Linked DNA regions of Homo sapiens: regions 2 and 3 are each linked to region 1. A link is an interaction called in ENCODE POLR2A ChIA-PET data of the cell type or tissue named here. Cell type or tissue: Panc1. All regions are shown on one strand.

Region 1 (4,000 bases):
TGCCAGACACCATGCCACACTGCAAACCATGTGCAACGTTGTTTTAGCAAAGCTGTCTCAGTAAATGTGGGTTATTATGTATATTATTATTTACATACGTAATCTCATTTTTTCTAATAACAACCCCATGAGGCAAAGTGTTATTATTTTCCCCATTTTACAGATAAGGAAAACGGGGCTTTGAGAGGTTAAGTGGCGTGTCCTGGTGGCACACAGCCAGTAAGTGGTAGAGGATGGCTTTGAACCCAGGTCTCTAACTCTACTCTGCACACCATGGCTTTCAGTCTGACTCTCAGGGCAGAGAGATGAGGCAAGTGTGGAAGGGAAGCCCCAGAAGGGGAAAGCCTGGTTAAGGGGCCCTTCACCCCCCTCTCCAAGGCACATTCCCCTTTCTGTCCCTTTGTCGTTTCATTCACTCTACTCCCAGCATGGCTGGAGGGCTTGTGGCTGGCTCGTTTGGAGGCCTGGGCTGAACCAGGGACTGGCTGGTCTATAGGTTTCCCCTCCAGCCGGCTGCACTCTGTAGTGCCCGAGGCAGGTTTCCACCCCTTCTCCCAGGCGTAAGTGGGATTGAGTTGCCACCTGGGACTGAGGCTTATCTCTGACTCTTGGCATTTCTTTGTCTGGACAGATTCCAAGGGCGGTCTGCTGCCCAGACTTACAGGGCCTGCCCAGGTGGAAACGCTCTTTTGCAGGTAGATAAGCACGGGCAACCAGCTTATCTGAACCAGCCCTTGCTTCCAGAGAACTATGGAAAAATCCAAAAGATAAGAAGGGACCGCAGTGTCTGTCTTGGTCTCACTCCTCTTGAGACTCCTGTGATCTTTATATGTCTCATTCCTCCCGTGACATGTATGAGAAACTGCAGCTCATTGAGACGATGTCTCTGCTGCCTGACAGAAGGGCCTACTTGAGGGCCGGGCTCGGTGGCTCAGCCACCTGACCCCCGTCATCCTGTTAACTAGTGTCACCCCCACCCGAGGGCTTCCTTCCCCATTTGCTGCCAGGTGTAAAGCTGAGCTTCGGCTGGGCGCGGTGGCTCAGGCCTATAATCCCAGCACTTTGGGAGGCTGAGGCAGGCGGATCACCTGAAGTCAGGAGTACGAGAGACCAGCCTGGCCAACATGATGAAACCCTGACTTTACTGAAAATACAAAAATTAGCTGGGCATGGTGGCAGGCACCTGTAATCCCAGCTTCTTGGGAGGCTGAGGCAGGAGAATCGCTTGAACCTGAGAGGTGTAGGTTGCACCATTGCACTCCAGCCTGGACAACAAGAGAGAAACTCCGTCTCAAAAAAAAAAAAAAAAAAGGGCTGAGCTGCTGGGCGTGGTGGCTCACGCCTGTAATCCCAGCACTTTGGGAGGCCGAGGCGGGTGGATCACATGAGGTCAGGAGTTCAAGACCAGCCTGACCAACATGGAGAAACCCCGTCTCTACTAAAAATACTTTGCCGGGCGTGGTGACATATGCCTGTAATCCCAGCTACTCAGGAGGCTGAGGCAGGAGAATCGCTTGAACCTGGGAGGCGGAGGTTGCGGTGAGCCAAGATTGTGCTATTGCACTCCAGCCTGGGCAACAACAGCAAAACACCATCTCAAAAAAAAAAAAAAAAAAAAAGGCTGAGCTTCCCCCAAATGGCTGATATGTGTTCCTCCTTATGGACATTGAGGATGGAGTAGCTTCATTTCCCATTTTTCTTTGGCCACCAGGAGGCCCAGCACTAAAGGCTCAGCCCTTCTCTACCAGCTGTGCGAAGACTCATTGACCTACTCGTGAATTTTTACTTCCTTGCTGATGGAGATGTTTTTCTTCAGATTTGGGTTTTCTCTGCTCCTGATTTTAATGTTTATATTTCACTACTTTCTTTTCTTCATGTCTCCCCACCCTTTATGGAACCAGGCTGGGGGTATGTAAAAACACTCCACAGGTAAACACACATGAAGTCATCTTCACAGCTGCTTGATTGGGCGTGTTGCACTTTTTGCTTCCTCAGCTTCGTGAGACTGTTTGTGTGGTCATAACCCACTGGTCCGCTACAACGTGCCTGAGGGTGGTCAGGGTGCTGCTCTTTGCTTGTTTTTGTGTTCTCATCAGCTGCTTAGAATTTTAAAAATAATTTCTCTCCAAACCCTTTAGTTACCCAAAGCATAAACAGTACCCTGGTGGGTAAGTGTGTGTGTGTTTCTTTTTTTTTTTCTTTGATTTATATATTTCACATTATATAAGGATAACCTGCTTATTAGAGAATCTAAAAATGATAACAAGTAAAAAAGAAAAGAAAGCTACCTGTAATTCTACCAGGGAGCCCATGTTTTAGTGTTTTGTGATACATCCTTCTGGATTTTTTTCCTATGCTTATATTTTTCCCACAAAAAATAGAATTTGACCATACATACTAAATATAACCTGAATTTTCACTTCATGGTAGATAATTCGTGTCTTTCCTTGTTGTTATTCTGCAAAAACAAAAGCTACTTAAAATGTGTACCAAGGTCTGGGCGCAGTGGCCCACACCTGTAATCCCAGCACTTCGGGAGGCTGAGGCAGGCGGATTGCTTGAAGCCAGGAGTTCGAGACCAGCCTGGCCAACATGGCAAAACCCTGTCTCTACTAAAAATACAAAAGTTAGCCGGGCATGGTGGCACATGCCTGTAATCCCAGCTACTCGGGAGGCTGAGGCAGAAGAATTGCTCGAACCTGGAAGGCGGAGGTTGCGGTGAGCCGAGATCATGCCAGTGCACTCCTGCCTGGGCAACAGAGTGAGACTCAGTCTCAAAAAATAAATAAAATTTGTATCAAGGATACATGCACGTATATATATATTTTTAAGTATAGAAGGGCTTATTATAAAAAGCAAAAACGTCTGTCCTCCCTCACCCCAGGCCAATTTAAAAGGGACTTTTAATCATTTAGGGTTCTTAGGGTTCTTGTTCTACCATTATTTCCTCCATTTTTTTTTTTTCTTTTTGAGATGGAGTTTCACTCTTGTTGCCCAGGCTGGAGTGCAATGGTGTGATCTCAGCTCACCGCAACCTCTGCATCCCAGGTTCAAGCGATTCTCCTGCCTCAGCCTCCCGAGTAGCTGGGATTACAGGCATGTGCTACTACGCCTGGCTAATTTTATATTTTTAGTAGAGACGGGATCTCTCCATGTTGGTCAGGCTGGTCTCGAACTCAGGTGATCCACACCAAAGTGCTGGGATTATAGGTGTGAGCCACCACGCCCAGCCCATTTCCTCCATATTTTTAAGTAAAATACTTACACCACTATTTCTTGGCTTATTTGAATTCCTAACTTTCCCTCACTTACATCTCCCTTCCATTCCTCCCCCCAACATATTCTGTCACCGTACTGTATTCACTTCCTTTATTGGTTACCTTTGCAATATAAAACAGTACACTTGACCTGTATTTATTATTCCATTAGCCATTGGCAGCAGCTTGTGACAACCCTGCTACCATATTATGATGTCTGTCTGTCATCAGTTCTGGTTTCTGAGGTCAAAATTGAAAACACTCCCATTCTGTGTAATAACCATCAGTCTCAAAGACCAGTGCTTTTTTGGGAGGCTGACGCGGGCAGATCACTTGAGTTCAGGAGTTTGAGACCAGCCTGGCCAACATGGTGAAACCCCGTCTCTACTAAAAATACAAAAATTAGCTGGGTGTGATGGTGCATGCCTGTAATACCAGCTACTTGGGAGGCCGAGGCAGGAGAATCACTTGAACCTAGGAGGTGGAGGTTGCAGTGAGCCAAGATCATGCCACTGCACTCCAGCCTGGGCAACAGAGCGAGACTTCGTCTCAAAAAAAAAAGAAAAGCCCATGCTCAACATTTGCATTACTCTGTCAATGCAAATAGCATTCACTGCAGGGCCCACTTAACATTTCCTTCTCTTTGGGTCTAATGTCACTCAAAGGAAAGTGTTAAATGTATTTTCCTTTCTTAATATTCTATTATGTGCTCAAAACTCATCACTTTATATTTTAGTTTGCTT
Region 2 (4,000 bases), 390 kb after region 1:
AACAAAACAACAACAACAACAACAACAACAACAAAACACCTTATTGGCCGGGCATGGTGGCTCATGCCTGTAATCCCAGCACTTTGGGAGGCTGAGGCGGGCAGATCACAAGGTCAGGAGATTGAGACCATCCTGGCCAACATCATGAAACCCCGTCTCTACTAAAAATACAAAAATTAGCTGGGCATGACAGCACATGCCTGTAATCCCAGCTACTTGGGAGGCTGAAGCAGGAGAGTTGCTTGAACCAGAGAGTCGGAGGTTGCAGTGAGCTGAGATCACGCCACAGCACTCCAGCCTGGTAACAGAGTGAGACTCCATCTCAAAAAACAAAAACAAACACCTAAGCATTTCCAATGATAGGCTAATATGAAAGTCTAAAATGAAAAGTTATTTAAAGAAATCTAGATCTTCATATTTAAAACCAAATAGAAACACTTTTGGAATATATTTACCAGCAGAATACTCAGATATGGCATTCTTATGTTTGAGACTTAGAAAAATAAGCATCTTGGCCAGGCACGGTGGCTCATGCCTGTAATCCCAGCACTTTGGGAGGCCAAGGCGGGCAGATCACAAGCTCAGGAGATCGAGACCATCCTCGCTAACACGGTGAAACCCCGTCTCCACTAAAAATACAAAAAAGTAGCCGGGCGTGGTGGCAGGCGCCTGTAGTCCCAGCTACTCGGGAGGCTGAGGCAGGAGAATGGCGTGAACCCAGGAGGCGGAGCTTGCAGTGAGCCGAGATCACGCCACTGCACTCCAGCCTGGGTGACAGAGCGAGACTCCATCTCAAAAAAAAAAGAAAGAAAAATAAGCATCTTTTCTCAGAGTGTCTTAGTAAGCTGCTGAAAAGGACAAAAGACTCTTAAAATGGTAATTTGCACAGTGTATTTGATTTAAGGTCTCTTTGAGTATTTTTGTACCCAATACAGAGGGTAACAGGAAATAGAATTAACTGAGAAAAAGCCCCTGCTGCATCTGTTGTGTGCCTAGTATCATTTTCAGATCACCAAGTCAGATTTAGGACACATTTAAAATGTGTGTATCAAAAATATTTAGCTCTCCGGATTGAAGTCTACTCTCCATCCATTCTCTGGGCAAATACTGACTGAGAACTTACTGTGTATAATGTAGTCTGGATCTGGGAAAGGAAATAAAGATGGGTAACAGTGGGTCCCCACCTCAGGTAGGTTTTCAGCTGCCCTCAAGAATCTTGGGATCCAGGGTTGTAGAATAAATACAATATTTTATTACATCAGTAAAAGTCATCTCCAAACTGTTATTTTTCTTTTATGTATCCAAGAAATGTCTTCTGCTTTTCAGAGCACCAGGACTGGTTAGACTTAATATTTTCATACCCTGGGCAACTGTAACAATTCTATTCCTCTTCATGGCCATTGGTAGGGGAATGCAAAATTTTTGCATCCAAGATTGCCACGGCGCCCCCTACATGCACACTGAACTCCTCATCTGCCCAGCTAGCTAATCCTGTGCCTTATGGGTTTGTAGTAGTTTTTATACTGGAAATCAGAGATCACAGGACTGGAAGGATCATGGAGTCTTACCTCATTTTAACAATGATGAGCAAAATGAGCGAGGTGTGGGGTATTTTTAAGTAACTCTTGCAGAGCGAGGTGAGTAGAAGAGCCAGTTCTCAAATGCAAGTGCTGAGGCCCTCCTTTGCTGTCTGTGGATTGACTTCTTTTCCTTTTATGTTGTTCTGGTTTTTAAAGGCAGCAGCCTCCTTGGAAAGACGAAAAGCATCCTGGGTTCAGGCTGACATCTGCACTTAACAGGTACATGGGTTGTTTCCTGGTAGGAGTAGATTTTAAAGCAATTTAACTGTCCTGATATTTTTTACATAGCATCCAGTTGCCAGAGTGTGTTTATGTAAGCTGTGTTGATATGACATGTTCAAAACAAAACCCACCATTTTTTGAGTGTCTACAGGGGAAAGTATAGAGCACACGAGGTCTGGGATGAGACTCCCAGGGTTTGCATCTTGCTGTATGACCTTGAGTAGATTTTTAAACTTCTGATTGCCTCAGTTTACTCATTTGAAAAATGGAGATAATGCTACCTAGATCATGGGTTGGTTGTGAGGGTTGAATAAGATAATACCTGGGAAGCATATGTGCTGAATAAACATCAGCTATTATCATGATCACTTTGGGCCAGACTCCAGGAGTAAGAGTTCTACCTCAGCCATTTTTTTTCAATCCTGACAACACCCTACAAGAATGAGTATTATTTTCCATTCTAAAAGGTTAAGTGACTTGTTTAAGGGCCTTAGCTAATAGGTGAAGGACTAGGATTTGAAAAAATGCAGCTGAGCATGGTGGCTCACGCCTATAGTCCCAACACTTTGGGAGGCTGAGGCCAGAGGATCGTGTGAGTCCAGCAGTTTGAGGCCAGCCTGGGCAAGATGGTGAGACCCTGTCTCTATGAAAAAAAAAAAGGCGTGGTGGCACGTGCCTGTGGTTCGAGCTACTCAGGAGGCTGAGGTGGGGAGGATCACCTAAGCCCAAGGAGGTTGAGGCTGCAGTGAGCCATGTTTGCGCCATTGCATTCCAGCCTGGGCAAGAGAGAGACGCTGTCTCAAAATAAAAAAGAAACCCGATGAATGGTGCAAAATTTTAAATATACTCAAACAGAAGAGTTATAAAAGGCCTGTGGTGCCCATCCTCAGCTTCACTCATTATCAGCATTCTGCCAGTCTCTCCAAACCTACCTCCCACCTCAGTCCCGTGACTGGCTAGTATAGTATTGTACCTTGAAATGTCTCCAGCAGTTTAAGGCCGACGAGAACCTTTTTTAAAAAACATAACCACAATGCCGCTATTACACTTAACAAAATTAAAAATAACTCCTTAATATAATTCAATGCCTGGTCGGTATTTAGATTTTCCCAGTTGGCTCTGCATTCGTTTGATATTCTCTTGAGTCTCTTTGAATCTGTAAAAAGAGGCTGGAATCTGAACCCAGGTCTCTCTGATCTCAGCGGCCACGCTCTTTCTGTTGCACTGTGGGTTCTGCCCTTGTCTGCCTCTTCCCTCCTCTGAAGCCACGTGGCTTCATAGCCACCTGAGGCTGTCACTGGAATGAACCACAAAGAAGCACTGTAGGCTAATGAAGTTGCTTACCGTAAAGTCCTTTCTATGGCCGACAGTTTGACCTTATGATGAGATAAATAGATAATCATCTCTTGCAACCAAAGCTGTGTAGACATTGAAGCTATCTGGGAGAATTTCAGAAATTTGCTATACATTAGTGGCTCCCACATTTTCTTTTAGGACTACTTTACAGCCTTAAAAAACATGGAGGCCTGGCGCAGTGGCTCATGCCTGTCATCCCAGCATTTTGGGAGGCCAAGGCGGGCGAATCACCTGAGGTCAGGAGTTCAAGACCAGCCTGGCCAACATGGTGAAACACCGTCTCTACTAAAAATACAGAAATTAGCCAGGCATGGTAGCGGGTTCCTGTAATCCCAGCTACTTGAGAGGCTGAGGCGAGAGAGTCGCTTGAACCCGGGAGGCAGAGGTTGCAGTGAACACCACTGTACTGCAGCCTGGGCGACAAGAGTGAAATTCCATCTCAAAAAGTAACACTAGTAAAATAAAATAAAATAGGCCAGGCACAGTGGCTCATGCCTGTAATCCCAGCACTTTGGGAGGCTGAGGCAGGTGGATCACCCGAGGTCGGGAGTTCGAGACCAGCCTGGCCAACATGGTGAAACCCCGTCTCTACTAAAAATACAAAAGTTAGCTGGGCATGGTGACGCACGTCTATAATCCCAGCTACACGGGAGGCTGAGGGAGAAGAATTTCTTGAACACGGGAGGCAGATGTTGCAGTGAGCCGAGATCACACCACTGCACTCCAGCCTGGGCAACAGAGCGAGACTCTGTCTCAGAAAAAAATAATAAAATAAAATAAAAAAAATATTGAGGCCCTCAAAGAGTATTTGTTTATGTGAGAATATCTATTGATATTAGAAA
Region 3 (4,000 bases), 92 kb before region 1:
ACATACATATATAAAGTGTTCAGTTTTAATAGACACTGCCAACTTTTCAAATTGATTGTCTAATTTATATTCTACCAGCAAAGTATGAGAGTTTCAGTTTCTCTACAGCACTGATAACAGCATTGTCATTCTTTTCAGCTTTAGTTATTCTGGTGGGTGTAGTGGGAGCTCAGTGCGATTTTTAAATTGCATTTCCCTGGGGACTAATGAGATTGAGTTCCTTTTCATATGCTTATTAGCTATTTGGATATTCTCTCGTGAAGCACCTGTTTCAAATCTTTTGCCTGTTTTTCCATTGGCTTTTCTGCTTGTTTGTGATTTGTAGGAGTTCGATATACATTTTTTTTCTTTTTTCTTTTTTTTTTTTTTTTGACGGAGTCTCGCTCTGTTACCCAGGCTGGAGTGCAGTGGCGCGATCTCAGCTCACTGCAACCTCTGCCTCTCAGATTCAAGCAATTCTCCTGCCTCAGCCTCCTGAGTAGCTGGGATTACAGATGTGCACCACCACCCCCAGCTAGTTTTTGTATTTTTAATAGAGACGGGTTTTGCCATGTTGGCCAGGCTGGTTTTGAACTCCTGACCTCAGGTAATCTGCTGCCTCGGCCTCCCAAAGTGCTGGGATTACAGGCATAAGCCACCACGCCCAGCCTTGATATACATTTTGATATGAGTCTCCTTATTTATGTATTTATTTATTTATTTTGAGACAGAGTCTTGCTCTGTCACCCAGGCTGGAGTACAGTGGCGTGATCTCAGCTCACTGCAACCTCCATCTCTCAGGTTACTCAAGTAATTCTCCTGCCTCAGCCTCCCAAGTAGTTGGAATTACAGGCACACGCAACCATGCCCAGCTAATTTTTTTTTTTTTTTTTTTTTTTTTTTTTGGTAGAGATGGGGTTTCACCATGTTGGTCAGGCTGGTCTCGAACTCCTAACCTCAAGTGACCCACCTGCCTCAGCCTCCCAAAGTGCTGGGATTACAGGCATGAGCCACCACGCCCAGAGTCTCCTTTTTGGATGTATGTGTTGCAAATGTCCTCTTACTCAATGGCTTGCTTTATTTTTTTAACACATCTTTCGATGCACAAAAACTCTTAATTTTAATGTAGTCCAACTTATTGACCTGAGAAAAGAAAAATAGCTCAGAACAGTCTGAGCTATGTGAAATTGTATACAAAATTGATCAGGCCCAGAGAGACTTGAGTATGGGACTTCAGTCACAGCTCCCCAGGCCCTCCCACATTCAGGCCTGGGGCACCTGTTTAAAGGCCTTTTTTTTTTTTTTTTTTCCTTATCTGTTATCTTCATGTCCTGGAATTCCTGATACAAAAAAAATCAATGGATAGCCAATCAATAGCTTATATTATTTTAATGTAAATTCTTGGTAGACCATTTAGGGACTGCTTCTCCTTTTTTCCTTTAAAAACCCATCTGTAAATATTGCTAATTGGAGCATTTATTCAGGGCAACTTGAATCTGTGCTCCCAGGTTGCAGTCCTCAACTTGGCCCAAATAAACTCTCTATTTGTATAAATGATTTTCCCTCAGTTTTTTCCTCTAGGTCGACATATCTTTTGTTTATTTGTTTGTTTGTTTGTTTTTTGAGATGGAGTCTTGCTCTGTTGCCCAGGCTGGAGTGCAGTGGCATGATCTCAGCTCACTGCAACCTCTGCCTCCCAGGTTCAAGTGATTCTCCTGTCTCAGCCTCCAGAATAGCTGGAATTACAGGCATTTGTCACCACGCCCAGCTAATTTTTATATTTTTAGTAGAGACAGGGTTTCACCATGTTGGCCAGGCTGGTCTCAAACTCCTGACCTCAGGCGATCCACCTGTCTTGGCCTCCCAAAGTGCTGGGATTACAGGTGTGAGCCACCACGCTCTGTCAACATATCTTTTATGTTTATTATTTCTATGTCCTATGTAATAAATCTTTTCCTATCCCAAGATTGTGAAAGTATTCTCCTATAGTATCTTCTAGAAGACTTATGCCTTTTTGAAAACTCCTATAGGCCGGGCGTGGTGGCTCACACCTGTAATCCCAACACTTTGGGAGGCCGAGGTGGGCGGATCACGAGGTCAGGAGATCGAGACCATCCTAGCTAACACAGTGGAACCCCATCTGTACTAAAAACACAAAAAATTAGCCGGGCGTGGTGGCATGTGCCTGAAGTCCCAGCTACTCGGGAGGCTGAGGCAGGAGAATCGCTTGAACCCAGGAGGTGGAGTTGCAGTGAGCCAAGATTTCGCCATTGCACTCCAGCCTGGGCAACAGAGTGAGACTCTGTCTCAAAACAAACAAACAAACAAACAAACAAAAAACTTCTATAGTATCTTCCTAAAGTACAGAAGCTTTAGGCTTTTTTAAAACTTTTACAATGATACCTATAATTAATCTAGAATTGATTTGTATCCACCCTGATTTCAGGTATGTTTAAATGTGAAAAACAATGTGTTCTCAAGAATTGATAAAAGTTATTTTTTTAGCCCTCATCTGTTACTTAACACTTTAGGGCATTTTTCTTTGCCATTAAATATTCTTCTACAACATATTTTTAAATTGTAAATTGGCAAATTACCATTGTATATGCTATGGGTTACAAAGTGATGTTATGGGCTGGGCACCAGTAACTTAAGCACTTTGGGAGGCCAAGGTGGGAGGATTGCTTGAGTTCAGGAATTCAAGACTAGCCTGGGCAATATTGTGAAACCCCCATCTCTTAAAAAAAAAAAACAAAAACCAAAGTGATGTTATGATTTATGAATACAATGTAGAAAAATTAAATCAAGCTAATTAACATATCTGTTACCTCAAATTCTTATAATTTTTGTAGTGAGAACATTTGAGATTTACACTTAGTGACTTTGAAATGTACAGCACATTATTATTTACTATATTCACCATGCTGTGCAATATATCTCAAAGAAAAAAACTTATTCCTCCTGTCTAATTGAGGATTTGTACCCTTTGACTATCATTTCTCCCAAGGTTTTGTTTTGTTTTGTTTTGTTTTTTTACTAGCAGCCTAATAGTCCATTATATTCCTCTCACTGGAGCAGGGGCTCTGGAATCAGTCAGGTTAATATTCTGTCCTCACCTCTTAGGAACTATGTAACTTTTACCTTTTTTTTTGAGACGGAGTTTCACTCTTGTTGCCCAGGCTGGAGTGCAATGGCGCGATCTCGGCTCACCACAACCTCCGCCTCCCAGGTTCAAGCGATTTCCTGCCTCAGCCTCCTGAGTAGCTGGGATTACAGGCATGCACCACCACGCTTGGCTAATTTTGCATTTTTAGGAGAGACAAGGTATCTCCGTGTTGGTCAGGCTGTTCTCTAACTCTTGACCTCAGGTGATCTGCCCGCCTCAGCCTCCCAAAGTGCTGGGATTACAGGCATGAGCCACCGCACGTGGCTGAACTATGTAACTTTTGACAATAATTTTACTCTCTAGGCTTTAGCTCTTATGGGAGATGGCCAGGTCTTGAACTGAGTTAGTTTCATAGTTGGATCTCAACCCCTAATTGATTGAGTTAGAAGCCCTACATCAACTGAAATAGTGGATCATTAACTCTAGAACAGTCTTATTTACTCATAAAAGTCTCCTAAAGACCTAGGATAGGTCACATTTTGAGAGTCCACAGTTTTATCTACTGTGACTAAGAACAATAAAACTACATGAAACAATGCCCTGTGGTGTTTAAAAGCTGTAGTCAGGGTTGGCAGCATGAAGGAGTGGCAATTGAACCACTTAATTAAATTCCCTTATCAGATGATCAGATTATTGTTTATCAGTAGAGCTAGTGATTAAGTGAGGCCTCCAACCTTGTCCTAGCTGGTTGCCTTGGGAGAGTTTCCAGACTTCTCCGTGGCTCACTTTATCATCATCTGTAAAATGGGTAGAGTAACAGCTTAGTACCAACCTCATAGTAATGTGCTGGTTAAAATATACTCAGCTGGCTGGGTGCGGTGGTTCATGCCTGTAATCCCAGCACTTTGGGAGGCC

The links. Peaks named below come from ENCODE experiments on the same cell type or tissue, not always from the same donor. Only the 100,000 strongest peaks of a DNase experiment are listed, where the experiment ranks them.
Region 2: POLR2A ChIA-PET joins it to region 1 with 5 read pairs; 2 of 35 experiments call an interaction of 5 or more read pairs at or near these places.
Region 3: POLR2A ChIA-PET joins it to region 1 with 5 read pairs; 5 of 35 experiments call an interaction of 5 or more read pairs at or near these places.

What each region holds. Positions count from the first base shown.
Region 1 is chr15:90,213,036-90,217,035 of GRCh38, forward strand. All of the region lies in intron 1 of SEMA4B (semaphorin 4B), which reads left to right. Among named protein-coding and RNA genes, the nearest start is that of SEMA4B, 14 kb to the left of the region's middle. RefSeq lists a silencer at 1,602-1,896. In Panc1, no CTCF peak of the experiment used is centred here; no DNase peak of the experiment used is centred here; H3K4me3 peaks cover 596 bases; H3K27ac peaks cover 3,885 bases.
Region 2 is chr15:90,602,649-90,606,648 of GRCh38, forward strand. It overlaps CRTC3 (CREB regulated transcription coactivator 3), which reads left to right. Exons shown (of 15, transcript NM_022769.5): 5 at 1,737-1,799. Among named protein-coding and RNA genes, the nearest start is that of LINC01585, 56 kb to the right of the region's middle. In Panc1, a CTCF peak has its summit at 1,484; no DNase peak of the experiment used is centred here.
Region 3 is chr15:90,121,072-90,125,071 of GRCh38, forward strand. All of the region lies in intron 2 of IDH2-DT (IDH2 divergent transcript), which reads left to right. Among named protein-coding and RNA genes, the nearest start is that of IDH2, 21 kb to the left of the region's middle. RefSeq lists an enhancer at 516-1,015. In Panc1, no CTCF peak of the experiment used is centred here; no DNase peak of the experiment used is centred here.